Regions from separate parts of the Mus musculus genome. Here region 2 is linked to region 1. Evidence: chromatin loops called from intact Hi-C (ENCODE). Cell type or tissue: left cerebral cortex. All regions are shown on one strand. Links, peaks and the distances in the headings refer to the core of each region. The heading gives the core; the rest is flanking DNA.

The links. Peaks named below come from ENCODE experiments on the same cell type or tissue, not always from the same donor. Only the 100,000 strongest peaks of a DNase experiment are listed, where the experiment ranks them.
Region 2: a loop joins it to region 1, with 7 times the contacts of the local background. A loop is called at or near these places in 9 of 42 quality-filtered maps.

Annotation. Positions count from the first base shown.
Region 1 is chr16:81,172,993-81,178,386 of GRCm38, forward strand. No RefSeq gene overlaps it. Among named protein-coding and RNA genes, the nearest start is that of Ncam2, 25 kb to the right of the region's middle. In left cerebral cortex, for the core only: a CTCF peak has its summit at 2,802 (motif pointing left); a DNase peak (open chromatin) is centred at 2,781.
Region 2 is chr16:79,174,843-79,180,236 of GRCm38, forward strand. No RefSeq gene overlaps it. Among named protein-coding and RNA genes, the nearest start is that of Tmprss15, 86 kb to the left of the region's middle. In left cerebral cortex, for the core only: no CTCF peak of the experiment used is centred there; a DNase peak (open chromatin) is centred at 2,746.

The DNA.
Region 1 (5,394 bases), core at 255-5,254:
AAATGCTGTTGCAGAATATGGTGTGTCAATACATCCACATAAATATTCTGTCAGCAGCTTCAGGAGGTACATAGCACCTTTGGGAGTTTTCAAAGACACTGAAAATAAAAATATGTAAAAACTTAAGAGAAAAGGACACATTTTACACATGGTACTGGTTCACATGACAAGATCTCTAACGTTTTATGAACCCCTTTCCATTCTGTTAAGATAATTTTTTAAGCTAGTTATACATATATGTATGTGTGTGTATGTATATATGTATATATGTATGTATGTATGTATGTATGTATGTATGTATGTATGTGGGTGGGTTTTTTTAATATGTATGCAGTGCCTGCAGAGGCCAGAAAAGAAGCACAGCGCCCCTAGAAATGGAGCTAAGGGTGATTTTTAGTTCCCAGATGTGAATGCTGGGAAGGTACCTCTGGTTCTCTTAGTATACTCAACTACTAAGCCATACTTTTCCTCCTCCATGATTTGTATTCAAAGCATTAAGCTACTTGTCCTTAAGCACAACAAAATAGAACACATGAATATCTGATATTTTCTTAGGAAAATGTGATTAAATTTTGATTCATACAGTATATTTTTTACCATTATATCTTGAAACCCCAGTTTTTCACACACCACACCTTATCCCTACCCACCCAATTATAAATAACAATAAAGGGAACCAAAACCAAAACCAAGAGCAAACAACAACCAGTAAACAAACCAATGAACCAACCAACGAACCAACCAACCAATCAAGCAACCAATGAACCAAACAACCACCACCACCACCATCACCACCAGCAACAACAACAAACCCACTAAAAAGCATGGAATTCTATTTGTGTTGGCCAAATACCCCTCAGCATGAGGTCTGTCCTAGAGTGTAGTATATACATCAGATGTCACTACATTGGAAAAAACAACATATGTTTTCTTTTCCATCACACGGCTCCATTCATTGTTCAGAAATCTACATGGAAGAGGAGACAGAAGATGGTAAGGGCTAAGGATCAGATACTCTAAAGATACAGCATCATCTATACACAACAAGGATGGCAAACATACATACCCCTAGAGACTGAAGCATGTACATGACCTGTGTAAGTTTAAACTAGACAAAACCCCAACCCCTCGGAAAGGAATTGGGAAAAAACTCCCACCCTACCTCAAAGAAAATGTGATAATTTTCTTATACTTGTATTTGGATATCTAAAAAAAAATAGTTCTGAGAACACATATTTTATATATACTATCTTATAGTAAAACTGTATTTAGTATTATCTATGACATGAAAAAGTCAGTGCAGATAATTCAGTCATTATGAGCCGTTATTTTTACTGCATGTCTGGTCAAAGATAATAGCTTATACTTTAATGATGTCTTTGTGTGTGACAATGGCCTAATCAGCTTTAAGTGGCAGATAGTAGTGAAGTGAAAAATTCTTTAAAGTGTTGTGTTTTTAATATAATACGTACTATGTATAACTGGAATGATCATGTGATATATACATACATACAAATATATACTCTCCTCTCTCTCATATATATATATATATATATATATATATATATATATATATATTCCCTCAGCAGTTGTTTAAGGTGAAGGAAGAGAATGCCAATGAATCAAATAACGGATAAAGATGTATGAAACTCATCAGATTGCTAGAGGAAGTAATGTCAGTAAAAGGAGTTGTAGAAATGAAGGCAGTATTTTATCAATAAACAAATTAATGGAAGGAACACTGGTTAGGAAGGATTCAGCTAGAGGTATACATTATACAAAGCTGTGAATAAAGGCATAATTATTTCTGCAAATACACTGTTTAAAAATTAGCTGTGATTTATTTTTAAATGAAAATTTAACAATAGTAATTAACATTTGCATGATAACGTTGCAATGATTTTTCAAAAGGAATTATGACAACCTCTTGGCTTGATTGGTATAATAAATTGCTGAAAAAAGTCTTCCCCTCTTACAAAATAGAGATTTTTTTTTTACTATTAGAGAATATACCACAAAAATCTAAACAATAGCATTAAATATTTATGACAAATATAATATAATTTTTATAATCTTATGAATATAAAATATGCAATTCATAAGTAGTTTATGGTTCTATAAAAGGAAAGTTGTTTTTTGTATTCTTCAAAGGCACATGATAAGCATGATTAATATCTCACTAGCAAATTCAGACCAGATACAAGGTTTTCCTCGAGGAGGTCCTGCGGACTGGGCTTCTTTAGTGATATGTCTGCATCGTATGTGGTGGGGCTGGTGAAACTAAATGATTTCTATCATTTGCTGAAGACAAAGTTTTAAACTTCATTGGCTTATCTCCAGCTCATACTTTTATACCCATTTCTTTTCCAACGGAAACAACAATGGAACTGTGAAGAAAAAAAAAAAAAAACTGCAAAGTGACTCAGAAAAGATTTTCGCCATGTGTAAGATGCCAGTGCTGTCCAACCGTGGCAATGACTGTGGGTGTGTTCCTATCCAGAAGAGGGAGTTAGGATGTGAGTTCCAAGCACAAAGTCCACAAAATTGGACCGGACTCTGCATTCTCCCTCACACTCATTTTTCTCTCAAGATACGGTTGTAGAAATTGATCCTGTTTTATTGTTGTTAAGGAAACATTTAAAGTAGTTGATGGAATCCGCAGTAAATAAATAATAAATCCAAACTGAAGCTTTTCTTGAAACACCACTTACATTAGCACAGTCTGTGTGCTTTCTTACTTAGCATGCTTGATGATGTAACAGGGCTCCTGTGAACAAGGCTGGCGGCTTGGGCTCCCTCTGCTGTCTGACTAGTTTCATTTACAGCAGCTGAACTATCCCGAAGAAAGAAAGAAAAAAAAAATCAATGTCTAAAAAATTCAGCTGCTACAGTAAGAAGTACCAGAAACCAAGAATAGCTTATCTTTGCTTTGCCTTCTGAAAAAGACAGCATGAATTTTAAACGAGGAAATGGTGGGTTTTCCGGTAGATTTTGTAATACTAGAGAGATTTTTAATAGAACTGAGAACATAAGCAACTGTAATGAATGAATAGTTCCCAGTGATTTTTGCCATAAAAATATTTAAAATACTTAGGAATAGGATTGCATTTCTAAAACGTCACTACTTATATGTGTACTCAATAAAGTAGCAAAGTAGAATCTTTGCACGAGCTAGCAATTTTTTAAAGAATGAAACCTACACTACATTGAACACACCAATGTATTTGTAACTTACAGCAAGTGAAAATTTGATTTATAAGTAGAAAAGATGGAATAAGTAAAAGATAACAGATATCAGATGTTGAAGCCATTTAACCTCATAAAATTAAGTCAAATGACTTAGGGGAATGATCACAGAAAATGAAACTATAATTTATTTTGCATTATGTGCTTATATTTTACTTTCTTTTTTGACTAAATTTATTGGTAAATGTATTTATTTAAACCTACTTGGCTGTATTATTTTAAATTTTTGGGTTCTCCATTATAATAATAATTTTGTACTTTAAGCCATAGACATGAAATTTTATTTTATTCGATATACATATATTATTTTGCTCCTGGCAATAGAATATAAAACTTTGTTACTTCATTCCATTGTTCCAATAATACCTATGTATTTACTAAGAAACACTTAACTATATCTATTTGCTAGATGTACAGTGTTGAAGTCCTCCTGCTCTGTGCACATGTATGTAACTATTCATATACTTTATTTAGATGTAATTACAAAATATTCTCTCTCTACTCACCCAACTGAATTTTCAGACATTTTCCGGATCACTTTCAGTTTTTTTCTTGTTGTCTAATTATTCATGGTGGTACAGCCTGCCTTTAGGTGTGGCCCACCTGCAAGTAATCACATTAAATAAAACTGAATTTTTTCCTTTTATCAGCATCAAATGGCAATAGCAACTCAGCTACTGATGAGAATTTTGTCCCTTTCTTCTCCTTGCAATGATTAGATTTTTTTCTGGTTTGAGTTTGCACAAATCTTGTGTATGCTGGCAAAATGTCTAAGATTTTGTTTGTGATATAGCTCTGCTCTGTCCAGAAAACAAAACAAAGAAACAAAAAACTCTTTGCAGTTATCCATCACCTCTTGTATACAATGTATTCATGTATACTCTCTCATAGCTATCTGAGCTTTCAAGCGAAGGGTATGGTGCATATATCCCATTTAAGTATAAGAACTACACCACTCTTCTTCATTGCACATTGACCCTTTGAAGCTCTCTGTACTAATTACCATCTAGAGCAAGAAGACACTTTCCCCAAATGAGAGTGGAGCAATGCAGTGATCTCCAGTTATAGTAGTAAGTCATTAGAAGTCATTTAAATATTTTATTTATTAGCAAAATAATAGCATTTGGTTCTCCCCTAGACCTAGAACCTAACTAGTGCGTACTTGGCCCCATTACTACTGTTGGGTATGCATCTCATCTCATGGAGGGGGACTCAGATCCAATCAGAAGCGGTGTGTTTCCACAATGGGATATTGATATTCACAGTGGATAGTCAACTGTTTAAAAATCATTCTACGTAAAACATTCCACACAGGAAGACAGATGTCCCATATTTTCTCTCATGTACGGATGCTAGTTTTGAACCTTCAGATGCCTGTTTTTTTTTTTTTCACTTCATATACCCATAAAAGCCAACAACTCAGTAACCAGCATCCAAAGGGGAAGAGGAAGAGCACAGTGATATTAAAGGTTAAAGGAAACAATTGAACACGAAGGGGTAAGTGCTATTGGGCATGGGTTGTCAGGATAGAGAAAGAAATATGGAAAAGGATAATTAACACTAAAATGCTTTTGAAGTAAATATTATTAAATATATATGTGAGTTTGTGTATGTGTTTCTCTCTCTCTCTCTCTCTCTCTCTCTCTCTCTCTCTCTCTCTCTCTGTGTGTGTGTGTGTGTGTGTGTGTGTGTGTGTGTAAAGAGAGAGACAGACAGACAGAGAGACAGCAAGAGACTAAGAGAGAGACACACACAGAGAGAAGAGAGTTTTAATGGGGTTATCCTACAACCTACCATAACTACACATTTATGCTAGGCAGCAAAATCCTAAATTCTAGGATGAGTCACTTCATGAGTGGGCCTCAGATCCAATCAGATGTAGCGTATTTACACAATGGCATATTGTGTATCCATAGTGGATATTCAACTGTTCTGGGTCTCATAAAGTATGAAGCACTGCAAATTATTGCAATACTTTTGATGACCATTCAGTTCTTGAGTAAAACAACCTAAGTACTGAAGGCACCCCTGAAATAAGAATACAGAGAAATCTGGATGACACTCACATAAATACTGCATTTCTACAGAGTAGCTTTCATAATGCTCCAATGATCTGTCAAGCCACTGGAGGAGAAACATTATCATTAG
Region 2 (5,394 bases), core at 169-5,168, 2.0 Mb before region 1:
AAAGATTTAGTCCATAATTAATATGGAAATTGAATTCTTTGACTTGACACCAATTTTGTATGTGTCTGGCCATAGTCATTTTTTTGTTGGAAGAGCAATGAAGACAGTCTTTAAGAGTTTTCCCGTTGAGGGCATGGACAGGCCCACTGTGTTGAATTATTTTGCAGCACGTACTTGACACAAATCAATTGCTGCTGTTTTTTCATTTGGACATTTAGGTCAAGAGACATGTCAGTTCTTTCAAGGTCATTCCCTAGATTCTGGGATTTAAATCAAGAGGAGGAAAAGATTTCATGAAGGAAGGGAAAAAATACCCCTAAGGGGTAGGAATAAGATTGTGCTGGAAAACGAGGCACTTTTAACAAGAAAGGGAGAAGAGAGTCAAGGCAGAACAATTTAAATGAGACTTTATTTAATGATGTATAAGGAGCGTCCATATAGCAGTTCTTGGGGGTTCTGAATTCTGAGTGTCTTCATAATTTTGTAGATGTGTGTTCTTCATCAAATTCATATGGGAGAAAGAAGAGAGAGTTCTTATAATGTCCTCCTCAGCAAGAACATCATATCAGAGCACTTCTACAGGAAACTACCAGTGGCTGTGATCTTTGGAAGGTCCTCATGTCTATGCACCATGGAGACTTTACATATTTTCTTTTAAGGATCACCTGTCATTTCTTCTCTCAATATAGCACTGTCAGTTGAGCGAAACAAAAAGTTCTTAAGGATAATTGTCAGAACAACATTTTGAGGTATGTTTTTTCTCTGTGTTCCGTAAATGACTATTATCTCTGCTACTCAGGGCACGACTCTGAGGTCTTTGAGAAACTTTACTTACCTTATCGTTCAACTTTCTTTTGGATGTGCTCTTATCTATTTGATTTCTTTCCAACTAATAACATATATGTGTGTGTGTGTGTGTGTGTGTGTAATGTATTTGTGTGTGTGTTTGGTTATTCTATTTATTTATATTTCAAATGTTTCTCTCCTCCTGGTCTCCCCTCTGCAATCCCCCCTCCCCTTTGCCTCTAAGAGGGTGCTCCCCCCTCCACTCCTGCCTCACCCCTCTAGCATCCTTCTTCACTGGAGCAACAAGTCTCTCCAGGTCCAAGTGCCTATCCTCCCACTGGAATTTTTTGGCTTTGCTATTTTTCAGATTACCTTCAACTATTCTGAAAGAGATATTTTTTTTTTGTTGTTGTTGTTGTTGGTTAGATTTTATCGTCAACTTAACATCAACTAGAGTCACTTGGGAAGAGAGAACATCAATTGAGTCTTTATCAAGATGGGATTGGCCTCTGCCTGAGCCTGTTAGAGGTTGTCCTGAATGATGATCTATGGGGAAGGGTCCACCCCACTTGGGCAACACCATTTCTTGTGAAGATGGTACTGCACTATATAATAAGGATGATTAAGCATGAACCTATGAGTGAGGCAGCATACTGCTACCCGAGTTCTTCTTAATTCCCACAATGATTCATTGTGACCTGGAATGTAAGCCAAACCAACTCTTCTTTCACCAAGTTCTATTTGGTCAGACTTTTATTACAACAGAGTGAAACTAGAACAACTTGTTCTTATAGTTTTACTATGACATCTCTCCCATCTTAAATCCTTTACATGTAGGCATGTATTTGTACAGACACAGATGCACACAATCTCGAAATATCACTCCTTCTCTTACAACATATAATATAGTCTGACACGATTTCCATGGTATTCTTAAGGACTGACATAATTTTGGAAGCCTAAATTATCTATAAGCCTCACCAAAGCTTTTTTTTTTTTTTCCTAATTGAGTGCTATAAAATGTAGCCAATTATTTTTTATTTTGAGGAGGAGATAATAAGGTTAGTTAGATGAGGCATAGCAGATGTATAAACAAGAGGAAAACTCAAGTGATGGCAAGCATCCCCTCTCATGTAATTAATTCACAAGGCAGAATGATCTCTTTACATCCTTTGGAATCACAGCTCCAGGAAGCGTGACAAGCCACACATATCAAGTCAAAGTACACCAACATTCACTGATTTACTCCAGTCTAAGCAGAATGTATACAATTGTCACCATCCATGAACACACATTCCAAACACAGCTTCATTGTGGCTCCACGTCACAGCACCAAGAATGAAGGCCACCCGCCATTCATACTCTCAGGATTTGCACAGCTGACTAATGAGAGTCGCCAGAACAAAGTGTGTCTTAGACAATTGATCCCAGGCACATCCATTTGTGGTTGTGTTAGCCGCTGTTAAAATACTTCACTGATAAAGGAACAATGGGAGCAAGGCAATACAGGCTCCAGCTAAGGGTATGCTATGCAAAACTCTGTAATTAGGACCGAGTACAGTGACAGAATGGAGTTCCGGCCACAGGTAGCAGGCATGTCTGGGAGAAGCTGTTACTGGAAAGCTGGGAAGCAAGCATTTAGCTAACATGGGTTTTCCTCTAACTATCCATTCTTTATTGTATTTAGCAAATTAGCAAGTGCGTTAGCGTGAGCGCCACACTCCTGGGAAGGGGCAAAGATTTCTTCTCCTCTCACTCATATTCCGGATTGACAGTTCCCTAGGGGGACAGCAGAAGTAAATTTAGACCTGCCCTGATGGAGGCGAGTCAGCTCATTAGCAGCTGCCTTCACAGCACTTTACCTTCAGCTCACAGATGGAGACAAGGGCTCTTTGAAGGCGATTTTGAGACAGCTTCGCATGGAGCAGCATAAGTGGGGTCTCTGTAAAGTATCGTTCCCCTGGAAACCAAGCGTAACAAATACCCTGTTGTCATCAGCTCAGGATGCCTATAGTTCACACATAAATTCCGGGCTTGTGCGGAAATTTGCACAGTGGATGCCTGTGTTATCGATACACGTAAGCAAGAGGTCTTAAGGATTGTCAATCAGCCCTTTATAGAGTCTTGAACTGATTTGAAAGAGCAGAGCGTTAAAAAGCCTGACATAAATTACCACTACATGATGTATGTGTGGTGCAGAGTTCCTGTGTGAAATATCGTATTCCTCCATGCAATTTAGAAAGAAGTATCAATTATAATTGAATTAGATAGGGTTTTACCATAGAGGCCTATCTTGTTAATTCAAATCCCAAGGATCTCACTTGTGGGAACAATCATAGTGGAATTCTATTTTATTAATAGTTTAATTCTATCCACATTCATTAGATTCAAAATACAAGTGAAAAGGGTGTTATTTTCCACAGTGATTTTTATCTTGGTACAGTCTCTCCTCTAGTTCGGTCTGCTCCAAATCAGCAGATTTAACTAACTATGCGAAAAAAAAAGAAAAAAAAGGTTGAAAATAATCTGTAGGGCATAGGTACACGAGTTACTTAGAAATATATATCAACCAATTAGACATTGGATTCAACATAGTAAGTAACTCAGATACGATGAATGCTAATGGCGAGAAATGCATAGATAATGTTCAAGTTCTAATGTAGAACAGTTTATGTGACAGACATTTGCAGATTTTGGTATATATTCAGATGGTTCTGAAAACCCTAGACACACCATAAAACATGAAGGAGAGAAAATACGTAATAGAGTTTATGGTGTGTCTGATGATACGTAGATTTGAATAAGAAGTAAAAAGTAGCTTTTAAGACTTAACATTCTTATAAAGAAATCCCAAGGGTAAGTCTTACGCAAAGATGTTCATTAAAAACAAACAAACAAACAACCTGTCTGCCTCTTCCCTCAATTGGGGGGGGGCATAACTATCTACTGGAGGTGGTCTCTACAGGTTCTATCTCCCCTTTGTTGGGTATTTTGTCTTAATCATCCCCTTTGGGTCTTGGGAGCCTCTCTCCTCCCTGGAGTCTGGGACTTTCTAGTGGCTACCCCTAGTTTCCCACCCACTACTGCTACATATTTCTACTCAAGTTCCTGACCCTCTGGACTTCTTTCCTGTCCCTTCCCATTCCTGATCCTTCCCCCTCCCTTCCGATCCCTCTCTCCCTCCTAGATCCCTTCCTCCCTCTACCTCCTGTGATTATTTTGCTCTCCCTTCTATGAAGGATTGAAGTATCCACACTTTGGTCTTATTTCCTTCTTAAGCTTCATATGGTTTGTGGGTTGTATTCTGGCTCTCAAAAAATTTAACCCAGAATTGTTCCTGTCCAAAGGAAAGAGAGGGACAAAACCTGGAGCAGAGACTGAATGAAAAGCCCTTCACCTAGGGACCCATTCCATCTTCAGACACCAAACCCCAACACTATTGCTGATGCCAAGAAGCACATGCTGACAGGAGCCTGGTATGGCTGTCCCGAGTGTTTCTGCCAGCACCTGACTAATACAGCTGCAGATACAGCCAACCATCAGACTGAAAGCAATGGAAGAGCTAGGGGAAGGACTGCAGGAGCTGAAGGGGATTGCAACCCTGTAGGAAGAACAATATCAACTAACGGGATCACCCAGAGCTCCCAGGGAATAAACCACCAACCAAAAAGTACATATGAAGGGATCTATGGCTCCAGATACATATTTAACAGAGGATGGCCTTGTCTGGCATCAATGAGAGGGGAGACTTTTGGTCCTGTGGAGGCTTAATGTTCAGCTTAGGGGGATGGTAGAGTGGTGATACAGGAGTGGGTAGGTGGGTAGGGGAGCACCCTCATAGAGGCACAGGGGAGGAGGATGGGATGGGGAGTTTGTGGAGGGGAATTCTGGAAAGGGTATAACATTTAAAATGTAAAGACATAAAATGATTAATAAAAAATGTCTATGAAAAAGAAGCTGTCTGTCCTTATGTGGACTACATGATTTCCTTAGCAGCGACAACCTCAATGTGCCCACTAATTTCCCACATTCCCAACCCCAAACTTGGTTACGGCTTACCATGAAAACTTCCTTCTCTGTTTCACAAGTTTTATTCTGATAAGTTCATATTTTTAAGTCAAAAATTTTGTACTTATTATTCAATATTTTTCAAACTTCCTGCTTGAAGCTTCGCTCCTTTTGAGTGGCACGATCTTTATTAATAGTGTTTTAAAACTATCAGGTCCATGAGATAGATTACCTTGGAGTTGCATAAAGAGAAATGAAGACATAAAGCACCCAGTTCACTCTACTGCTGTTTCACCGTGGCAGGTCTTTGAATGTTCTTCTTTTTCTTATTTAATCACTAGTTTATGATAGGCTACAATTCAACTCTACCTAATTAGCCTTTCCAAGTATAATGGTTGATTAGTTAATCGAGACACATGTACTTACTTAACTGCAATTTGATCTACTTAGGATTGAAATATGGTTTCTCACAGTCACCACTGTCAGCGGATGAAACCCTTCCTCTTTAATTCCTTGCATACTTAATGTCTCCTTGACTTGAGCATCACTGGATCATAGCAGAGCTGCCCCGTGAATTCTTGACGCGTGCTGAAGTTTTCA